Linked DNA regions of Homo sapiens: region 2 is linked to region 1. A link is a loop called in an ENCODE intact Hi-C map of the cell type or tissue named here. Cell type or tissue: CD4-positive, alpha-beta T cell. All regions are shown on one strand. Links, peaks and the distances in the headings refer to the core of each region. The heading gives the core; the rest is flanking DNA. Region 1 holds the start of KLLN (killin, p53 regulated DNA replication inhibitor). Region 2 overlaps LIPM (lipase family member M).

Region 1 (11,863 bases), core at 1-8,000:
CCGCCGTCTCTCATCTCCCTCGCCTGAGCCCGGCCTCGCCTCACAGCGGCTCAACTCTCAAACTTCCATCATGGCTGCAGCTTCCGAGAGGAGAGAACTGAGCGCAGTCGCGTCCCAGCGCCGAGCGCGTATCCTGCCGCAGCGCATAAAGAGTCCCGCCACATCACCGCCCGCCGGCCTGCCCGCCCCCTCCGCCGCCGCGCCGGGAGCCCGGGCGCCTCGGAAGACCGAGGGGAGGCGGGAGGCGAGCGAGAGGCGGACGGGACCGCGCCGGGCGAGGGGAGGGCAGGGCAGGGCAGGGGGCGGTAGGAGGGGGCAGAGCGGTAGCTCTGGGTGCGAGCGCAGAGTCCCCAAGCCGCAGGCTCTACTGAGCATGCCCAGTGTAGCTGCCTGGGGCTTGCTCGGGCCGGTTCCCAGCCGCCAGCCTGCAGCTGCACTTGCTGCGGCTTTTGCAGCAACGCGAGGCGAGGATAACGAGCTAAGCCTCGGCCTCTGCCCAGAAACCCAGCCGGAGGCAGGGTAGGCTGTTGTGGGGCGGGGGTGGAGGACTGATGATGAAAGCTGAGATGGGTGCGTTGAGCAGTGTCACTGACTCGAGTCTGAGGTTACCTGTGCACAGGTGAAAAGGACCAGGTGACCACGCTGCTCAGTGTAGAGGGAAATGCAGGGACGGTCCCTGCAAGGGGAATACCCTCCCCCCTTGCCTCTACCCCTAGATTTCCGCGGCGTGGACTGCATTCGCTCTTTCCTTTTGCACCGCTGTCGGATCACAATCGTTCGCAGAGATTTGACTGTAACAGCCTTTGCCTAGAGATTCCCCCTTCCCCCAAATCTGTGTCCTCATGGTGTCAGTCTTAGCACAAAGAGCAACCTGCTATTGTGTCGCCAGCGTGTATCACCTCATCCGGCTCCCTTGCAGCGCCCCACCTCTCGCTTCCCCGGTAACTCGGCTCGTTTGCCCTAAAAATGAAAGCTCTCAGCCGAGCGTGCTGAACGTGAACACATAGCCGTTGAATTTCAAGGGCCCAAAGGGCACCTATCTAAATGAACTGAAAGAGGATCCCTGTGAGTGGGACGCACCCCGCAGGCCTCTCCTGCGCCCGCTCCGGTGCCCCCAAGAGAGTCGAGCATCTTTCCCCTCGGGCTCCAGGTCGGTTCGCGGCGTCGGAGTCAAGCTCGGTTCTCAGAGACCACCTAGCCCCGCCCCCCCTTGGCCGCCGTGAAAACCCGGCAGGATGGATCGCCCGGGGCCAGGCTCCGCGCGCCCCGGCCGGACCGTGCACGTTTGGGGTTACCGGGTTGAGTGGAAAGTACGGAACGGTAGGAAGCTGCAGCCCAGCGAGTGGGCGGGGCGAGGAGACCTAGGAGGGTTCAAAAGGAGGTGGAAGGATACACGGGCCACAGTCGGAACTACTTTCCGAAGGAGGTCACGTGTGTCCCTAGTTGGGGAACTTTCCAAATTCCCACTCCCCAGTGATAGCTCCGGAGGCAAGTCGTCTTCTTCCTTTGCTCGGGGTGCTCTTGCCTGGTGCAGGCAGCGGAACCCCAACCCTTCCTGCGCCGCGGCGGAAACAGGGGCTCGGACCAGCCTCCCGAAGGAGCGCTGTCGGGGCTGGCGCTTGGGGAACTGGTTACACAAGCACCCACATCCAAACACGTGCCCCCGCCTCCCCGCCTGCTGGCTGCCGCCGATTCTTACAGAACGCGGGGAGAGAGTCCCCAAACTGGTGCCACTCCTCGCCTGCTACCCTAAGAGCAAGCCAAAGGACTGAGACCTGAGACTCACTCCTTGCTCTACATCGACCTATTCTGCGCCTTCCCAAACGTGGGAAAAGGAGCTGGGCGCTAGGGCTCTCGGGCCTCTCCATCGCTGATGCCCTGCCGCTTAGGGTGAACCCTTTTGGTTCTGTGCTTGAGGGTATCTCCTGCTGCAGCCCAGAGCGTGCATTCTCCGATGTTGCAACAAACGTCCAGTCACTACCCCTGAGCTGGTGAGCGCGCCCCACCTACTGTGGACTCAGCCAAGTGACTTATCTGGTCTGAGAACCTAGTCAATGGCCGTCAGCCCAGAACAAACCTGTCAAGTCTGTTTACAGCCCCGATTGGGCTGACCTGTCACCGTGAGAGAGCTGATTCGGAAATGCTGAGAGTTGGATCGCACTCCTACCCCGCACCCCACCCGTCAAGGATCTACAAAGCAAGTAGTCGACCCGCTTAAAGAGAATGAGCATCAACACCAGTCTGGGAATTTATTGTTTTTTCATTTCCCTTAGGAAGTAGAACTACAGACGACAATTTGAGTCAAAAAATATCTAACGAGACCTAGGTTGAAGCACTGAGTTGTTTTTCAAACTTTGAGAGAATGAGAATCAATCTGCATGTGTGTTCAATAATTGTAAGTGCCTAGCAAAGTCTAAAGAGGGTTTATGCTGTATTTGAGAAAGAGTACTGTATATGTGCACATCATAGTTGCAGGCAACCTCTGAAGACTAGAAACCTCAAGAGACCTAGCGCAGAAAGCCACAGGCCATTACCTAACTCCGGGACTACTAATTAAACCTGGGATATTTACAGTGTTCTTAGAGACCTCTGAGGCTCCATAAAACTTTGCACTTATATACAGCATTTAAGATAGCTGTGCAGGAGTTAACAACCTGCTGAAGCTTCAGTGTTGATATTTATTGAAGACTGGTTTTGTGCATAGTTCTGGTCAGCTTGGGAAAGGCAAGGACCACAGTGGAAAAGGAAATGGAAAGCAACCGGAAAAGAGTAAGAGAAAGGCCTCCAGTTGATTTCCAGAGATGCAGATACTGTCCACACAGCCTAGCGTGAACTACAGATTTCATTATTGTATAAATAACCAAAGATAAGGAGTTCCTGATGTCTAGGTGTTCTACTAGATTGCATGGTAAAAACCAGAGCTGTGTTTAATTATCAATTACTGCGTGGTAGAAAAAGGGAAAATGAAGATGAACTTTTAAAAGGGGAGTAGATTAGGGAGGGGTAAAATGTCTCACATTTGTTTCTTAGATTGCTGATCTTGTCTCCAGAGTCCCTGTTATTAGCACTGCCCTTCTCTGTCCCTCCCCTGGAGCCTACCCTAAGTGACAATTAGTCTCATAGCATCTGAGAATCTCTGAAATCTGCTTTCATGGAAGCAAATGAAACAAGGGTGCATTCCTGTCCTGGTGCGACAGAATCCTCTTGGATTCCATGGCACAGAGTTACTCTGGAGCAGAGATAATCTGCATCACCAGCACTAAAGTGCTAGAATATGAGACCAGCCTCCAAGTACTTCCATCCGGCTGAAGAAAGAAAATGGGAAATGGGTTTTACTGCTTCTCTAAACATCAGGTCCCTCTACTTCTCTCTAGTGGTGAATGAAAGGATCATCAATGTTGGCAGATATTTGGCCAGCCCAACAGCAACATCAGGTGGTTATTAGGAGTTGGTGAATAAAATCCTCCTTCTGTTCCTAGTGTTAAGTTGTTTCTGAAAGAAATACTGATGCATCCTTTTCCAATTTTTTGTTTTTCTTTTCCTTTCTACCCAAATGGCTGGCCCTATCTAAACTAAAGAAAGTTTCAAAAATAGTACTTTTTTAAAGTTCAGTTGAAAATACCTGCTTGGCTGTATAGATATTACAATACACTGGTCTCCAAGCACTTCAGTTCTTTTTTTTTTTTTCTTTTTTTTTTTTTTTTTTTGAGACGGAGTCTCACAGGCTGGAGTGCAGTGGCATGATCTCGGTTCACTGCAACCTCTGCCTCCCAGGTTCAAGCAATTCCCCTGCCTCAGCCTCCCGAGTAGCTGGGACTACAGGCGCACACCATCATGCCGGGCTAATTTTTTGTAGTTTAGTAAAGACAGGGTTTCACCATGTTGGTCAGGATGGTCTCGATCTCCTGACCTCGTGATCTGCCCGCCACGGCCTCCCAAAGTGCTGGGATTACAGGCGTGAGCCACCGCGCCCGGCCATACTTAGTTCTTTACCTGTCTGGATTCAGAACCAGAATACCATAGGGAGAAGTAGAAGCTTGTAACAAAGGGACAATTATATAAAGCTTCAGGGTGACTATGTAGATTGATTAGTAAGCATGGTAAACTAGCTTTAATTATCGCTTCTAACAGCTGATTCCAAAACTCTATTGTTACTACACCAAAATAATGTCGAAAGAAAATTTCTTTCTTATTTTCTTTGATAAGCGAAATGACCAGCAACTTGATGTGGATGATATAAATACTTGATGTGCTCTTTGTAGGTCATCTGCTAAGATGTCTTTTGTGTAAACACTCTGATCTCTATAGTGCCTTTCTCATCTCCCATACGCTGACCTTTCAAAAAGGGATCTAACTCAATAGCTTTAATTTTTAAACAATCTTCTGTATTTCTGTCTGTTTAACTACTGTTTTCTAAATAATACAGAATATAAAAACATAATAATCATTGGATTGAATGTAAACCCATTGTTCCAAGGGTCTGAGGTTTTCCCCTTATTTCATTTATCCTAATAACAAACATTATTGTTCTTTCAATAAAGATAATTTTAAGACATTCTCCAAAAGGCGCTACTGTGGGTCATACAAGTAACTATATTCTAAAAGAGAATTTTCCATTATTGTCTACAAGCTTCCCATGTCCCAAATCTCTCCTGAAGCTATTTCAGATGCCATGGTGTCATCTTTCACATCTTGGTAGAGAGATGTGCTGTATGAAATCATCATTCTCAGAGAAATAAGGGTTGAGTTGGTTGCTCCTGAGAACAATAGAGCAGACCAGGTACTCACTGTGTCCAAGTGGCGTTCAGAAATTTTGTCTTGGACCGTGGAGCAATACAAATAAAAAAGACATAACATGACAAGACAGCTTTGACTATGTTAGTCTCCAGGCTAACACTAGCTACCAATTATTCTACTTGGTCCCCTTAATACTAACTCTAGCCATATGGAGCACATTGTTTGCTTTTTAGACCTTCCAATAATAGAAAAAGGTAATTCCCATATACCAGAAAATATTGGGACACCTACCAGGTGCTTCATAGAGTAGGCAGAAATTTTTTTTTTTTTTTTTTTTTTTTTTTTTTTTGAGACGGAGTCTCCCTCTGTTCCTCAGGCTGGAGTGCAGTGACGTGATCATGGCTCACTGCAACCTCTGCAGAATAGCCCGAATTTGTCTAGGTAGAGGGACATTGAGAAGGAGCCAAAACCCTGCTCTGCCTAACTCCTACAATTTTCCCCTTCAAAACATCCTTCTGGCCTCTAAGGCATCACAAAAAACAGCACCTTTTTCAAAGAGAAAATGCATGGGACAAATAGCCCTGGACCATGAAAAAAGGCAGACTTAGAGCTTATCTGCTTTTTCTTTACTTCTTTTCCCTTATTAAGACTCCACACTCCATTTAAAGAATCTTTTTTGTCCATCCTCTTGAGGGTAGGGGATCTTATCTCAATTCATTTATTTAATGATTCAATCAACAAATATTTGGGAGCCTATTAAGTGGCAATACTGTTCTAAGCTCTATGGACAGAGCAGTGACTACTATGGCATATAGTGTTCACTGTCATGGAATTTAGTCTGCATTGAAAACTTGACTTCTATGGCTGACATTGTTACAACTTCTTCCCAGCCCACAGAGTAAAGGTAAAGCAATAGGAAGATACCCTGACATTTGATAATTGTTTTGTTTTGTTTTTGAGACAGTCTCGCTCTGTTGCCCAGGCTGGAGTGCAGTAGCACAATCTCAGCTCACTGCAACCTCCGCCTCCCGAGGTGTTTAAGCAATTCTCCTGCCTCAGTCTCCCGAGTAGCTGGGATGACAGGCATGCACCACTGTGCCTGGCTAATTTTTTGTTTTTTTAGTAGAGACGGGGTTTCGCCATGTTGGCCAGGCTGGTCTTGAATTCCTGGCCTGAAGGGATCTGCCCACCTCCACCTCCCAAAGTGCTGAGATTACAGGTGTGAGCCACTGCACCTGGCTGGATAATTGTTTTCAATTATCTATTGCTGCATAATAAATTACCTTAAAACTTTCTGTTGTCTTCCTCTTGGGACCCAGGCACTGTGTAAAGAAGCTTGGGCTGGACCACTGAATGATGAGCAACCACAGCAAGAAAGGAGTCCCTAACCATTTTAGCTACTTTAACTGAGGTCCCAGACATGTGGGAAGCCATCTTGGACATTCCAGACCCAGCCAAACTCACAGCAGAATAAAGCACATGTCTGACCTGAACTGATACCATGGGGGCCGCTTAAAACTTAGTGGCTCAAAACAACTACCACCATTTATTTCCTCACAATTCTGCAATTGGGGAAGGGCACAGCTGGACAGGTCGGCTCCCCAATGACATTAGCTAGGGTCAGACGTGCTTTATTCAGCTGTGAATTTGGCTGGGTCTGGAATGTCCAAGATAGCTTACCACATGTCTGGGACCTCAGCTAGAGTAGCTAAAAATGGTTAGGAGCCTCCTTTCTTTGTGTGGTTGCTCATTATTCAGTGGTCCAACCCAGGCTTCTTTATACAGTGCCTGGATCCCAAGAGGAAGACAGCAGAAAATACAGGGTCTCTTAAATCCTGGGTTCAGAAGTCCCAGAATGTCACTTCCACTGCATTCTCTTGGCCAAGCAAGTCACAAGGACAGCCCAGATTCAAAAGGAAGGGAAAGATACTCCTTGATGGAAGTAGCAGCTGGGATGAGAAATTGTTGCCAGTCAATTTGGGAAATAGTCTATCATGATCCATCCTCCAGCTACAACAGTATACATATGCACATACATGCACACACACACACACACGACATGCAGAATACACTCACTCCCTTTCTCCAAAACTATTATTCTATATAGCATCAGTGTTAAACTTCAGGATCTAGTAATCTATACTAGGCCTAGATGTGGATGAGGCATTTCAGATGCAGCTTTTCTTCATCTGGAGACCTGTTAACTAAAAGAGAAGTTACATACACAACATACAATGCTGAAAAAGGGATAGGATAACTGCAGTAGACACGCCTGTTTGAAAATGGCGGAAATGGAAGGCATATAGCAGTCATTAGTCCATAGCAATTCTGAAATCCAGCCAAGCACTGTTACCGGTCCTCTGAGGATCAAGTTCTCCATTAGTGCCTAGGTTGGCCTCCCTCAGAATAGTTTCCCAATGCGTTGTTCTCAAGAGCTCTTAGTTCCACCCTCTGGGGTCTAGACTAGGAACTCTGAATCAATTTTCCTTTTTCATAAGAAACTGCCTTCCTTGAACAGAGGCTTCAGAAATAACACCACACATCTACAACCATCTGATCTTTGACAAACCTGACAAAAACAAGAAATGGGGAAAAGATTCCCTATTTAATAAATGGTGCTGGGAAAACTGGCTAGCCATATGTAGAAAGCTGAAACTGGATCCTTTCCTTACACCTTATACAAAAATTAATTCAATATGGATTAAAGACTTAAATGTTAGACATAAAAACTATAAAAACCCTAGAAGAAAACCTAGGCAATACCATTCAGGACATAGGCATGGGCAAGGACTTCATGACTAAAACACCAAAAGCAATGGCAACAAAAGCCAAAATAGACAAATGGGATCTAATTAAACTAAAGAGCTTCTGCACAGCAAAAGAAACTACCATCAGAGTGAACAGACAACCTACAGAATGGGAGAAAATTTTTACAATCTACCCATCTGACAAAGGGCTAATATCCAGAATCTAAAAAGAACTTAAACAAATTTACAAGAAAAAGTAAAGCAGCCCCATCAAAAAGTGGGCAAAGGATATGAACAGACACTTTCCAAAAGAAGACATTTATAGACATTTATGCAGTGAACAGACACATGAAAAAATGCTCGTCATCGCTGGTCGTCAGAGAAATGCAAATCAAAACCACAATGAGATACCATCTCACACCAGTTAGAATGGTGATAATTAAAAAATCAGGAAACAACAGATGCTGGAGAGGATGTGGAGAATAGCTTTTACACTGTTGGTGGGACTGTAAACTAGTTCAACCATTGTGGAAGACAGTGTGGCGATTCCTCAAGGATCTGGAACTAGAAATACCATTTGACCCAGCAATCCCATTACTGGGTATATACCCAAAGGATTATAAATCATGCTACTATAAAAACACATGCACACGTATGTTTATTGAGGTACTATTCACAATAGCAAAGACTTGGAACCAACATAAAATGTCCATCAATGATAGACTGGATTTAGAAAATGTGGCACGTACACACCATGGAATACTATGCAGCCATAAAAAAGGATGAGCTTCATGTCCTTTGTAGGGACATGGATGAAGTTAGAAACCATCATTCTGAGCAAACTATCACAAGGATAGAAAACCAGACACCACATGTTCTCACTCATAGGTGGGAATTGAATAATGAGAACACTTGGACACACGGCGGGGAATGTCACACACCAGGGCCTGTCGTGGGGGGGATGGGGGAGGGATAGCATTAGGAGAAATACCTAATATAAATAACCAGTTAATGGGTACAGCAAACCAACACAGCACATGTATACATATGTAACAAACCTGCACATTGTGCACATGTACCCTAGAACTTAAAGTATAATAAAAAAACAAAAACAAAAACAAAAAAGTAGGTATAAATATAAGCGCAGAACTGCTTTTGAGCAGCTACGCCGGGCACATCGCTTGTGGGTTAGCCTGCTCTGCAAGGAGCAGTACCTCTGCTGCTGTACACTGCCGCTTCAATAAAAGTTACTAACACCACCAAAAAAAAAAAAGAAAAGAAACTGCCTTCCTTCCTTTTACAGTTAAATAACTCTCTCAGCCTGCTTCCTGCCCGTAGGAAGTTGGGGGCTTGGAAGGTTTTTTCATTTTGAACTGTCTCTTCCTTAGTCCAAGCTGGTGCAATTTTATCCATATAACTCTCTTTAAAATTTTGTGACTCTTATTGGGGTTCACTTCTTGCCCGCAAAGCAACATCTATAATTCTTTCAAAAACAAACCTCTCTGCCTGTAGTCCTAGCACTTTGGGAGGCCAAGGTGGGAGGATTGCTTGAGGCCAGCAGTTTGAGACCAGCCTAGGAAACATAGCGAGACTCTGTCTCTGAAAAAAATTAAAAATTTAAATTAAAAATTTAAAAAACCTCTCTCTACTGTGGACCTGTAGAGGTGACTACTGTGGGACAACACTTAAGATTCTTAGAAGACCTTTTGTCTAGATGAGAGGCAATATCTTAAATATTTTAGAGGTCTTAGCACCAAGTCTCGATAAGATCTTTAACTTGAGGCCAATTCTACAGGCAGGCCCTTGAGGCCATTTCTTACTTTGAGAGTCTTTCTGGCATAAAGAGACTCTGCTTAAAAATGGGATAGTTCCTTTTTTAACACATCTCTGTCTCTTGTGTTATCATCATACATCACTTGTGTATCTTCGTACATCCCTAAAAGAAGCCAATTGTCACTCTGAACATTCAGCCTGAATGTTGCCAAATCCACAAGTTTATTAGGTACACTTTCTGTCTTCTATGTTTTACCATACATCTGACCACAAGGGTTGTCAAACATCTTGCCACTACTAACACCATTTCTCCAACCTTCAATAGCAATTTTCTCACTGCTCTTCCAGCTCTGTTAGAAGTCTTTTCCCCAGACTAAGGAGACATATCAACTAAGAGCAAGTAAGGGAACCTGGATTAAATCTTGGAACAGAAAAAGAACATCACTACAAAAACAAGTGAATTTCATATAAGGTTCGTACCTTGTGCTAATTTCCTGGTTTTGATAATCGTTCTGTGGCTATTAATAAGTTATTGGCCAGGAACAGTGGCTCATGCCTGTAATTCTGACACTTTAGGAGGCTGAAGTGGGAGGATGGCTTGAACCCAGGAGTTCGAGACCAACCTGGGCAACATAGTGAGACCCCGTCTCTTGAAAGCAGGGAATTTTTTTTTTTTTTTTTTTTGAGGCAGAATCTCACTCTGTCAGCCAGGTTGGAGTGCAGTGGTGCAATCTCGGCTCACGGCAACCTTCACCTCCTGGTTCAAGCGATTCTCTTACCTTGGCCTCCCAAGTAGCTGGGATTATGGGCGCATGCCACCACGCACAGCTAATTTTTGTATTTTTAGTAGAGATGGGGTTTTGCCATGTTGGCCAGGCTGGTCTTGAACTCCTAGCCTCACGCAATCCGCCCACCTCGGCCTCCCAAAGTGCTGGGATTATAGGCGTGAGCCACTGTGCCTGGCCAAGACCCCCATCTCTTTAAAAAAAAAAAAAGTTATCAATACTAGGGCTGCTGGATAACAAGTATACGTAAACTCCACACCAGGCCAGGCATGGTGGCTCACTCCTGTCATCTTAGCACTTTGGGAGGCCAGGTGGGTAGATTGCTTGAGCTCAGGAGGTTGAGACCAGCCTGGGCAAAATGGAAAAACCATGTCTCTACAAAAAATACAAAAATTAGCTGGGCATGGTGGTGTGTGCCTATAGTCCCAGCTACTTGGGAGGCTGAGGTGGGAAGATCACCTGAGCCCCAGGAGGTCAAAGTTGCAGTGAGCAGTGATCGCACCACTATACTCCAGCCTGGTGACAGTGAAACCCTGTGTCAAAAAAAAAAAAAAAAAAAAAAATCCATACCATTTTTGCAACTTTTTTCTAAGTCTAGAATTTTTTCCAGGCCACACACGATGGCCCACACTTGTAATCCCAGCACTTTGGGAGGCCAAGGCAGGCGGATCACTTGAGGTCAGGGGTTTGAGACCAGACTGGCCAATATGGTGAAACCCCATCTCTAATAAAAATACAAAAATTAGCTGGGAGTGGTGGCGCATGCTTGTAATCCTAGCTATTTGGGAGGGTGGAGCAGGAGAATCGCTTGAACTCGGGAGGTAGAGGTTGCAGTGAGCCGAAATCGCACCACTGCACTCTAGCCTGGGCAACAGAGCGAGACTCTGCCTCAAAAAAAAAATTCTTTTAAAATAAAATATTTAAAAACCAAATTAGCTAGGCATGGTGGCTCATACCTATAATCCCAGCATTTTGGGAGGCTGAGAGGGAAGAATTGCCTGAGGCCAGGACAACATAGCAAGACCCCAGTCTCTACAAAAAAATAATAATTAGCTGGGCATGGTGGCATGTGCCTGTAGTTCTAGCTACTGGGGAAGCTGAAAAAAGATTCAAGGGAGGGGAAACAGACTCCATCTCCTTTTGGTGGGAAGGGTGGCATGCGTGTAGAGGCATGGAGGAATTGTTGGTGGCCATCTTCCACAATGACCCTAGTCCTATCCCCTATAAATAACCCCCCAAAACAGACCATTTTACGTAGTCCTTCTCTCAGGTCAGTTCTGCCTAGAATATCTGTCATTTAAGAATCCTATCAGCTGACAATTTGATTAGCAACTGAATGTTTTCAGTTGTTTTCTATTTTGCTCCTTAATCTTCTAGTTTGTTAATGTGCTTACTCATCTATTTTACAGCATGATTCTACTCTAGGACTAATGTATTTCCCAAAAGATTCATTAAAATTCAATGAAATAAAACAAAAGTGATAATACATATATATATACATGTGTTTGCATAAATACATACAAATTATCTGGAAGAATAAGAGATGAGATAACACATTCTCTCTGAGGGCAGGATAGAGAGGGAAGGCTTCCAAGGGAGATAAATTTCTCTTTTTATTTATTGTTTTTTATATGGTTCAAAGGTTCTTTACAATGATTATTATATTTATAAGGTAGAAAGGTGATTTCATCCATTAGAATTAAAACTAAAAATATATGTCTATTATCAAGAGAATATTAAATAACCAGGAAAGAAGCTCGATTCTAATTGTATTTTAAAATAAATGAGCACCCTAAAGAATTTCCAGAATTTAAGCGTAAG
Region 2 (11,863 bases), core at 1,800-9,799, 950 kb before region 1:
CTTTGAGGTGTCTAGAGACAGAGAGAAGTCTCACTTGGATCATCTAAATTCATACTTTTAAGATCTAAAGAAGTTCTTAGGCTACTTCTGTCCTTTCTTCCCATTTCTTGAAAAGTTTCAGTGATCTAGATCAAATTCTCCATCAAAATAGCATCGACGATACTGCATTTCATCTTAGAATAAGTGTGAAATAATCCCTGGCTTATCTAAATGGTGTCCTTTGACTATTCTACACAAAATATAACAGGACATTTAGCAAAGACTGCAAATTCAACATTCTTACCTGGCTCCAGTGTAGAATATTTTGCACAGATGTTCCAGCAAGAGTGTGGGCAGCATATACACTTGCTCGGCTCTGTAACAAACCATGAGTATTCTGGGGGACATAGAAAAACTCACAAGATGTATACCCTGTCAAGACCAAATCTCCAGGGTGTCAGACTAAGAAATGGTAACATTATTAAGTTATCAGCAATTATCTATGAAACAAAAATATGTACATGCACGTAAATAAAATGTCATTAAATGTATTGCCAGACACCGGTATTTTTCATCTGAGAATAGGTTCTCATCAGAGATCTGGCCCCTAATTAAAAAAAATTTTACTAGTGATATTTAGGATGAGGGCTCTAGCATTGGGCCTGTATTCAAATCCTAGTTCTGCAGTTTAATTTTTAGGTGAATTTGAGTGAGTCACTTAATCTACTAAATCTTAGTATACTAATCTGCAAAGTGGGGATATTAATAACACTCATAGGCTTGGTATAGGTAATAAATTAGCCTGATACATAATATATACTTTTCATATCCTTACTATAAATCAAATTATTAATCTTAAAGAAGAAGAAAAAATATTCAGAATTAAGGAAATGTTGCCCCAGCTGCTGGGAGTGCTGCTGGCAAACAGCCCTCCACTCTCAGTCTGCTTTGAGGATTGCACCAATTGTAGGCAGATACATTGCCCAGTGCTACCCTGTTACTGGTATGGCTACATTAAATGACTGACTGATATGGTGTATAAAGACCCAACCCTCTCTTCCTAACTTGAGACGGTTCTGAAGGGTCATCCTATCTTCAAAAATCCCTGCAGGATCAACTAAGTCTCCTATTGAGACTGCATCACTACTTGACTTTTTCACCTACCTAGTCCTGTTTCTTTTCCTTCTCTAGGTATTATCCCTAGAGCAGGACCCAAATCATTGTTCACATTAACCTCCATCTCAGAGTATGCTTCCTAGGGAACCCACCCAGTGATACCAACTGGTAGCCTAAGCCAAAATGAAGGTCCCTGATGTTCCATCAAAGAACTTAAACTACAAACCTACAGGACCCCAGTGCAGGGTAGAGGTGGATGATGCATGACAGTTGTCTCTGTTGTCTAACATGTGCTAATTGCTCTTTTTAATTTAATTCACTGTAGTAAAGCTGCTTTCAGACCTCTTCCATCTATAATCTGTGATTTAATATCAGCAATGCCCTTATGTTAACCTTGTTTCAGTCCATACTGAAGCATTTCCCTTATTTCCTTACAGTTTGCAGAGAACTGAGTTACTGAGAATATATCATTACTCTGAGTCTTCACTGGCATTAGCTCTCCCTCCAGGGGTGAGCCATATGACTCCCAGCTTTATGCTGGGATGCTGGGAATTTACTAGGCTCCCACTTACCATGTTCATATTGTTGGTGTTGAATCCACCCAGAAGTAACATGATATTACTACAAATCTGATCAAGAATCACCTGGCCACAAAGGTAAATAACAAGTTGTCTGAGAAATCTGGTCTGATACAGAAATTCTTTTTTGCCAAACAATCCCTGTGAAAATATGAAGTGACATAGACATGACAGACAGAAAAGATGTGACTGTAATTTAAAAGTTTATGTTTTAGGAAATTGGGCTGGAAGATTTTTCTACGTACACAGGAAGTTTTCTGAGGAGTCTCATACCTTGATCATCATATCTGGCAGCAACAAAAATTTGGTCCCGGGGCTTTTTGCATGCTTAACAGTGGCTATGGGTGCTAAAGCAAAATACATTTTGATTTTCTGAGCCAGCTCTGGCATGGTGGAAAATGCAATAAAGCCTGCAAAAGAAGAAATATGTCAACATGAATACGAAATATTTTTAGAACTCATAAAATGTATATTTTGCTTTTAAATACATATTTCAATAAGTATATATGTGACTGCATCTTACCTCTCCTATAAAATTATAAGGTCCTTATGACACCAGCATATTTGCTTTCAAGTAGTAGGTGCTCAATGAGTTAAATAAATAATTGAATAACACGATGTTGGCTTTGAGAAAATATTTATATTGAGAGATATGCTATATCTAGACACATATAGCACAGAGATATGCTATATCTAGCACATATGTCTATATGCTAGACACATTGCTGGGGACTACATGATTCTGAAGATGAAAAGAGCAGGTCTGAAGGAAGCACAAGGTGACAGATTTCAGGGATAGCTAGTGTCGTATGCTCACATTTCTTCCGAGTATACAAACCTGCTTTTCTTTGAACCTACCCATGGTGGTGCCCTGTGAATAGCCGACATAATAGATCTTTTCCTGGCCCGTTTTCTGCAAAATAAAGTTTATCACTGCAGGAAGGTCAAACCTAGCCATCTCATCATAACTACAAGGGGAAAAGACAAAGTTATATGAAAAATTATAATCAGAAACAAACAAAAGCTCCCCCCGACACCAGGTTTACAAACAAGCCCTTGAGTTGTCAACTCTGACAGCTTGTTACCGTGTCCCTCACAACACTCAGAATGGATTTCTTTCAAACCTATGAAGCATGGGTGCCTCTGGAGTCACAGGCTGTCAGCAAACTGCTGTTTTCTCTAGATGTTATCACGTAGCAATAACTATCTTCAGTGAATATTTACTGAGCACATAACGCAACTGCTAGTGGAAGTGTCCTGTTCTACTGTTAAGCAGAACCGCACAGGGCTCTGCAGATTCATTTACAGGAATAGTTGTAAAGATGCTGAAGTGGTCCGTCTCTGATAGCCATAAAAAGTGAGTTGAACATCAATAGGTAATTTAAATAAAAGAGTTAAAAATCTTTTGTAAGAACATGAGAGGTAAGTCAAATCGATGGTCCCTAGGTGATATGGTTAGGCCTTGTGTTCCCACTCAAATCTCATCTTGAATTGTAATCCCCATAATCCCTGTAATCCCCATGTGTCAAGGGAGAGACCAGGTGGAGGTAGTTGAATCATGGGAGTGGTTTCCCCTGTGCTGTTCTCGTGATAGTGAGTTCTCATAAGATCTGATTGTTTTATAAAGGGCTCTTCCCCCTTTTGCTCAGCACTTCTTGCTGCAGCCTTGTGAAAAGGGTGCCTTGCTTCCCCTTCACCTTCTGCCATGATTGTAAGTTTCCTGAGGCCTCCCCAGCCCCGCTGAACTGTGAGTAAATTAAAACCCTTTACTTTATAAATTACTTAGTCTCGGGCAGTTCTTTACAGCAGTGTGAAAACGGACTAACACACTAGGCTTAATAGTTTCCTTTCTTTTTTTTTAATGCTGCCTGGTCTCTTTTCCTTCTGGAGTACTATTATACTATTACCCGCCCCTCCCCATGAGGAAATTGATCTACACTTCTCTCATTCCAATCTTAGTCACCTGACACCAACCACCATTCTCACCCTATTAGCTAGACCCACCTTCTACATGGGGAACTCAGCATTCCTCACTACTTCAACCAAGGAATCACTAGTTAATTAAGAAAACTGGGGGATATCATGTTAAGATAATGATGACTCAACCAAAATAAATCAACCAAATACTAGAAGCCGTAATTTTTTACCCATTTTTTTTGAAAGACAGACATGTCTACCTCTGTTCTCGAGATTATCATATACCTGAAAGCCCAGAACTCATCTTGGTCTATGGAGAGTGTCTTGTGTTTTCGAGACCAGGCGTTTCCCCTGCTGTTCCCCATCCACACGTCAAAACCAGCATCTGCCAGAATGAAGCCCAGGCTATTGTTGGGCAGGTTGGAAATCCAGTTGCTAGCACCTCCAACTAGGCCATGCTGCAGTAACACCACAGGCCTGGAACCTGCAAAAAGAGAAAATTTCAACTGTATGAAATGTTCTCTCCCTTTCTTGTTGTCCAGTAATGAATAAGAGCTTTCAAATCAAACAAACCTGTGTTCAGATCTTGATTCAGCTGCTTGCTAGCTTAGTTATCTTGGCCAATTACTTGACCTTTGGTGTGTGCCTTGATTTCCTCATCAGTAAAATAAGATTTTTGTTATGCTTTAATAAAATAGAGCACAAGAAATGGATGGCATGTTGCCCGGCAGAAAAAGAATCTATAAAGTTTAACTTCTGTTCTTTGTTTTGTGTAATTATTATCAGACTTGTCTGGGCTCTTCAGAAATATTGAAAGTGCCCCAGTAGATGGTATAGTATGATTATTAAGGTATATGTATACCACATATATATAATGGTTTAGTGATTAAGAGACCTTCATGTCAAAAGGACCCACAAGCCAGCTTGAAGGAGCTCCCACTGTTCAAATACAGAAATATTGAGCATCAAAATAATTATAGTAAATAATTATATCCCATTGAATAAATTAAGAATGTTCAAGTCCATATAGAGACCAATAAATAAATGAACAAATAAATAATTGGAAGGAAAAGCTCTTATTTACAGAATGCCAATTAGTAAATACAAAACATTGATTTACAGTACAATACCCACTAACAAATTCAGAAAGATTGAAATTATCAGTGAATGTTAAAATTAGTGAGTAAAATTTAAAGACAGAATACTACATATCCTGAAATTATCTTCCCATAACTTATTTGTTAATTACAAAAGGAAAAATACTAACTTTAGAAAAACCTGGCAGATACCACCTTAATGAAGTCATTAAAGTTATTATCAGTATTGGAACAAGCCAACATTATTTGCTTCATAATATGATGAACCAAGAAAGATATAACTTCACTTTTGGGTTATTCCTGCCAAAAACATATAACTTGAATCACACCATGAAGAAACATCAGATAAAGCAAATTAAATCCCTGTCCAAAACTCTTCAAAAATGCAAAAATCAAAAAGACAAAACCTTAGGAATTGTTTGTTTATGAAGGAGACAGACTTGGTGGCCAAATGTATAGTAAATGATCCTGGATTAGATTATGGACCAGAGGAGGGAAAACAGCTGTAAAGGACTTTGGGACAATTGACAAAATTTGGATATAGACTACGAATTAAACACTAATGTCAATCAATGTTTGTTTTCTAACTTTGATAAAGGTATTGCAGTTATAGAAGAGAATACTCTTGTTCTTAGAAAATACTCACTGAAGTACTTAGGGGCAAATAGGCATGATGTATGTCTCAAATTTACCATCAAAGGTTTTGGAAAAAGTATTAAGATACACGTAAGAGATGGGGGAGAGATAATGATAAAATAAATGGGGTAAAACTGTAAACAGTTGGTAAATCAGGGCAAAGGGCATATGGAAGTCCCTTGTACTATTCCCAGGACTTTTCCATAAATTGGAAATTATATCAAAATAAAGAATTATAAGAATATCAGTAGAGAATAGAGAAGGATGAAGGGTTTTAAGAATTCTAATATGTTCAATAAATTAAGGCATATATATTATTTTGACATTAGCAAATTTGGCTGAAAGATTAATAAGGTGCTGCCCTATTAGGAGTAAAAAATATGTCATGCCCTCAACAGGACTTGTGAGAATTAAATCAAATCATGAATGCAATATCCACACCTCAGTATTGGCTCAGAAGAAGCCTGCAGTAAAAAACAGCCTTATTGCTTTCATTATTATTGTTATAATTCTCTAAAGCAAGTGACTTTCTGAGCTTCAGTGTTCTCATTAGCAAAATGAGGACAATTGCCCACCTCACAGGGTTTTGGCAGGGGAGGGTTAAATGCGGTACTGTGCATTAAGCACTCAGCATGCTGCCCGACCTCAGATCAGATGGGTAGCTCTTGTTGTTATTGCTATAAACGGGCACCAAACACACATGCAGTCTCCCTGTAGGACAAAAGCCTTCTACACCAAACTCATCCAGCATCTTGACAGTCTTCATGAATTCCATCTGCCTCATTTTGTCTCTCAAGGGAGAGAACGTGTGGGTCACTGTGGACTGTGAGTGAAGGGCCAGGAGGAAGGAACTCAGTGTTATTTTAGATTTTCCTTGAAAATCTAATCTGGTCATTTAGTTCATCCTCTTAGTTCTCAGGGAGGTGACCTCAGCTGTGTTAACACAGGACAATCAAACCAAGGTGATCAATGCTCCCCTTGAGAGTCCGGGCATTTCCCATGGTTAAGGTCACCTTGGTTCTACTTAGTCATATAGTTTGTTCTTGTGATTCCCCTAACAAGAGGAATGGCTCATTTATATCATTTCAAACATCCCCTAGGTCTTCTATTTAATTTACACCCAGCAGGTAAGTGTGTAAGGGCTACACTTACACAGCTGTCATTTCTGAGGATGGCCCAGCCTATTTTCTCTCTTGATATTGAAGCCAACTAAGATTCTTTGATAAAGATAAAAAGGCCGCTACCACAAGCTATAAGCTTTACAGTAAACATTTTTCAGTTGTTTTCAATAAGAATTTCACTGGCTTTCTTGGTTGGTGAATTTTTTTTTTTTTTTTGATATGGGAGATTGCCTCTGAAGAGGCACATGCCAACAACATTGGCCACTAGAGGGAAGTATTCTGCACGGACTGGAACAAGGAGGCAGATTCCTTGAACCTCAAACACCTGGGCAATGTGTGAACAGTCTGAATCAACAGGATGTAAGAAAACAAATTCCATCCATAGAATAGGGGCTGCAGGTGACCCCCATGCTTAGTAATTGCTAAGTCACTCGACTGCTTGGAAGAACTGTGCTTTTACCACTCCCCTGAGATTCGTGGGGCTGTGTCCCCAGGCTATTCATTTATTTATACAAAATCTATAATTCATCCCGCAAATATTTATTAGCACCAGAATGTGCTCAGCACTCATTTAGTTACTGGTTCTAGCCTTGAGCAAAACAAATGATGTCTCTGCTCTCACTGAGTTTACACTCTGACTGGGGGGAGACAGACAATAGACAAACATGCAAATATCTATTATATCAGGTGATGGTAAGTGCTATATGGAAAAGTAAGCAGGGTAAGGGGCTAGAACTCAATAGGTAGCAAAGAGCTGCAACTTTGAATAGGGTGGCCAGGGAAGAACTCTGATAAAGTTGGCTGAAAGAAGGGCCAAGGCAAGCTGCATAGACATCTGATGAAACAGTGGTCCAGAGGGAGAAATTTAAGTTCAAAGACACTAAGGCAGGTGCACGCTAGACATGTATAAGGCGCAGCTGTGCAGCTAGTGAGAAAAAAAAAGGTGGTTTCAAAAAGCTACACAAGTACAAATTGGAGTAAAACAGAACCCCAACGTTTCTTTACACCAAAGCCCAATAGCATTTGTCCAGCATTTTCTGGTCCTAGTTAAGAACACGGGCTATAATGGCAGAGAGACAGATTTGATTTGAGTGCAGGTTTTACAACTCACTAGCAAGCACTAGCACAGACGTTTTGGGCAAGTTGCTTAACATATGTGAGTAGCAGTTTCTTAGGGTAATTGTGAAAATTAAATGAGACTAATACAAATAAAGCACTTATCAGTGTATCTGGCATATCAAAATAACACAAGAAATTATATTACCTATACACAAGAAAGACAATATAGTTGCTACTATAAACCTACTGCTAGAGTATTAAAAAGAATCCAGCCAAATAGAAATGAAAAATAGGCATATTTTAGTAATGAAAACAAATGTTTAAAAAATAACAATAGCTGAAAATCCCACATACAAAAGGGTGGAATTGTATGAACTATGGAGACATGTATCAAACATTTAAAATGTATGTATAGCCAGGCGCGGTGGCTCATGCCTGTAATCCCAGCACTTTGGGAGGTGGAGGCGGGTGGATCACCTGAGGTCGGGAGTTCAAGACCAGCCTGACCAACATGGAGAAACTCTGTCTCTACCAAAAATACAAAAATTAGCCAGGTGTGGTGGTGTATGCCTGTAATCCCAGCTACTTGGGAGGCTGAAGCAGGAGAATTGCTTGAACCCAGGAGGCGGAGGTTGCGGTGAGCTGAGATCCTACCACTGCACTCCAGCCTGGGCAACAAGTGCAAAACTCCACCTCAAAAATAAAATAAAATAAAATAAAATAAAATAAAATAAAATAAAATAAAATAAAATAAAATGTATGTATAGAACTTTCGTTTTTCAAAAGCCCTTAGTAAAAAGCTAGGCAACATCTTAAATATTTTAAGTGCTCTTTAGATGAGGAATACAGAGTATACAGGAGCGGGTACCAGGTGCCATAAAGAAGCTTGAATTCTTCATAATCAGAGGCTGATATGGTCTGTTCAAGGAATTGTCAGTAAATATTTTAGAATGTCTACATAGGAGGAGTTTTGGGGAATGGGTTAAGCGCTAAAATAAGTCAAGAAATGAACTTTTCTTGAAGGAGTGTTTTGAAAAGCAAACACTGTATGTTTAATTGAGATAATTGGTGGCAGTGGGGACGGACACGGTGGTGGTGATGGAGACTATGGGGGAACTGACACCATCCTTTGACCTGAACAATGGACCTCACTCTGCACTAAGAACCCAGGCTCTCTTCTACATTCAAATCACAAGGAAATCGTGACTGCAGAGAAGACTGCTGTGTTGCGGTGACATGGGGTGACCCACACCTGTCTTCTTAGGTTGCACTAGGCCTCGAGGAATCCTGTTAACAGAAAGGATATACCCATCTTCAGTTGCGACTTCATATTCCTCACAGGGATAGCCTTGATGTTGGATGATTTCACTCTATGGAAAAAGCACAATTTCTTTTAGGTTCAGTTCTCTGTGGCCATATTCTCAATGATCCAAAAGTAAGAGTAGATTCCTTGATGCTGTAAAACACAGTGAAAGTCCTTGCTTTTCCCTAGCTAATCATGTTACCTTAGAAAAATCTGCTAACCCTCTCTAGTCCTTACTTTCTTTGTCTTAATATGGAAACCGGAATAGAATTATGGTTCTCAAAGTATGGGCCTTGGGACAAAGGCATCAGCATCACTTGGACTAATCTGTTAGATATGCAAATTCCAACCAAACCTACTGAATCAGGAACTCAGAGGACTGGGCCCAGCAGTTTGTGTCTCAAGCTCTTTAGGGAATTTTGATGTACCCTAATGTTTGAGAACCACTGGATCAGAACATTGATTCCAAAACCTCGTTGTGCATCAGAATCTTCTGGGCATTGAAACATACAGAGTCTTGAGCCCACTTCAGGTTACAGATAAGATGGTTCTAAAGCAGCCAGTGGGGCACCTGTTCCAGGACAACTTATGAGCATTCCTGGGCCATGCATTTCCTAAGGTTCTTTCCAGTTCTAAAACCACAGACTCAAGAGCATTGATTCCTAACATTTTCAGGTTAAAGTTCCCTCTGTGAATTTGAGGAGAACTATAAAAATGGATATACAATGGATACAAAAACATGGTTTTGCATTCAATTTCAGGAGTTTCAGATATCTTGTTGCCTACATACGAACCCCTGGTTAAGAATCCTTACTCTATACAGTAGTTACATGTAGACATTCTCTGGAAAATTTGTAGCTGCAAATATCTTCTAAGCATCCTCACTATTCTTGCCCATTGTTATCACTCAGAGAGAAGGAGAGAACCATTTGCATCAGGGGCTGCTTTAAAAAAGAGCAAGAGAGAAGGCCAAACATCACATGCCCAGGTAGAATATAGGGCAAAAACAAAGCATAGTCATTAGGAGAAAGCTCCTGGGTCCCACTGTTTGAGTTTTAACACTGGTTCTAACACTATTACATAAACTAGCTGTATAATCTTGAGAAATTTAGTTAAACTGCTCCTATGCTTCAGTTCATGCATCTGTAAATTAGGAATTCTAATGGTTCATACTCCATGGGACTGTTGCAATAAATGCAAAAAGATAATGCACATATAACACTAACTGTAATTCCCAGCACATAGTAGGAACTCAATAAGCATTAACTACCACTATAATTAAAACTCAATTAACCGAATATTATGGAATGCAGTGTATATGTGTGCATGTATGTGTGTGAGACACCATTGTATACTTAACCTTAAAAAAATGTATAGGCCGGGCACAGTGGCTCACACCTGTAATCCCAGCACTTTGGGAGGTTGAGGTGGGTGGATCACAAGGTCAGGAGATCGAGACCATCCTGGCCAACATGGTGAAACACCATCTCTACTAAAATAATAATAAAAAAAATTAGCCGGGCGTGGTGGTGCATGCCTATAGTCCTAGCTACTTGGGAGGCTGAGGAAGAGGAATTGCTTGAATCTGGGAGGCGGAGGTTACAGTGAGCCAAGATCGCGCCACTGCACTCCAACCTGGTGACAGAGGGAGACTCCATCTCAAAGAAAAAAAAATTTATAGAAGTGTCTCAAATTTTAGCATGCATCAGAATTACTTAGAGGGTTTGTTAAAACACAAATTGCGGGACCCCACTCACAGTCTGATACAGCAGGTCTGTGTGGAACCCAAAAAATTGATATACAAGTTCCCAGGCAAAGCAGATGTTGCTGATCTGACAACTATCCTTCAGGAACCACTGTTGTCAACTATTTGGGGAGTTAAATATATATAAAAACATGAGAATGGAGGACATCTGACAAGTAGTTATTGAGAGGATATGTGTAATGTGTCAGATGAGGGATGAAGGATGAGAGTGAAGGAAGGAGCAAAGGAATTCTGAGCAGGAGGAGCAAAATGAGCAGGGCTGGACAGGCAAGGTCTTATGGAGGAAGAATTTGAACTGGGCCTTGAGGATTGAATAGAAGTTGCTCAAAAGAGCCAAGGAGGTAGGGATAGGGACATGGACATCTGAGAAGAAAAAGAACTACAAATGCTGCAAACATTGTCTACAGGTGGCAAGATGGTCAACATGCTATACTTGGCAGGAAAATTTATGCAGGCAATAAAGGACTGGTCCCATCCACTGGAAGTGCTGTCAACAGATCACCCTTGGCTGTCATTTTCTGTAGGAATGGCCTTAGCTGTAGAAAGCCACTTCCTCCAAGTTCACGTCCCTTCCTGCCACATCCAGTGACTGACCTGTTTGCGGTCTAAAGGCCTGGTCATCTCAGCCCAACGTAGGACATCTCTGAAGAGCAGTTTTAGCTCCATAGCTCCTCATGGAGTTGAGTCTGGCTGTTTTGAAGTCTGTATCACAGTTTGATTTATCTCTTTCCTTACTCCTGATTCTCTACTTCCTTTCCACAGGCGATGATGATGATTCTCCTTAATAAACATTATTGTATGAATTCTGCCTCAGAGTCTGTCCCCCAGAAAATCCAACCTGGGGCAAATACTTATTTAAAAAAATGGAACATAATGCAGCAAGGTGAAATGATGTTGTAGAAGGGTATTTAAAACGTTGGGAAATTCTTCATGATATACATTGTTTAGCAGAAAAAACGTTGGAAAATAGTAAATTGTGCATGACATTTCTTCTTAAGAAAACAAAACCTCACAGATTTAGAATGAAGATAAAGGCATGACAAAGCAGTTCTTGGTGCAGAGTACATTGGTGACTATTGCCTTCTTTTGTATTTTTTAAATTTTCTATAATGAGCATATATTGCTTTTGTAATAGTATAAAAAAGTCAATGTTTAAAAGACCATCCAGATATAAGCTGCTTTCAGCTCCTTGAATCTGGCATGTTCTTAGCTGCTCCAGCTGTCCTATGTGCTGACCTTTTTGCTACCACCCTCTCAAGCAACTGCCATTTATCTTTCAGATTTCAGGCTTT

Evidence for each region. Peaks named below come from ENCODE experiments on the same cell type or tissue, not always from the same donor. Only the 100,000 strongest peaks of a DNase experiment are listed, where the experiment ranks them.
Region 2: a loop joins it to region 1, with 3 times the contacts of the local background. A loop is called at or near these places in 7 of 110 quality-filtered maps.

What each region holds. Positions count from the first base shown.
Region 1 is chr10:87,851,860-87,863,722 of GRCh38, reverse strand. KLLN (killin, p53 regulated DNA replication inhibitor) reads left to right here and starts at 190. Exons shown (of 1, transcript NM_001126049.2): 1 at 190-4,565. The coding sequence starts at 1,236. The coding sequence ends at 1,772. MLDHR (mitochondrial lactate dehydrogenase regulator) reads right to left here and starts at 164. Exons shown (of 1, transcript NM_001433720.1): 1 at 69-164. The coding sequence starts at 164. The coding sequence ends at 69. PTEN (phosphatase and tensin homolog) reads right to left here and starts at 98. Exons shown (of 9, transcript NM_000314.8): 1 at 1-98. RefSeq lists a silencer at 34-343 and enhancers at 944-1,123, 1,374-1,463, 1,504-1,553. In CD4-positive, alpha-beta T cell, for the core only: a CTCF peak has its summit at 3,381 (motif pointing left); DNase peaks (open chromatin) are centred at 122, 392, 932, 1,332 and 2 weaker places; H3K4me3 peaks cover 2,229 bases; H3K27ac peaks cover 1,900 bases.
Region 2 is chr10:88,805,308-88,817,170 of GRCh38, reverse strand. It overlaps LIPM (lipase family member M), which reads right to left. Exons shown (of 9, transcript NM_001128215.1): 2 at 8,756-8,873; 3 at 3,876-4,074; 4 at 2,532-2,641; 5 at 1,947-2,083; 6 at 1,668-1,814; 7 at 284-355. Among named protein-coding and RNA genes, the nearest start is that of LIPM, 8.5 kb to the right of the region's middle. In CD4-positive, alpha-beta T cell, for the core only: a CTCF peak has its summit at 6,700 (motif pointing right); a DNase peak (open chromatin) is centred at 6,730.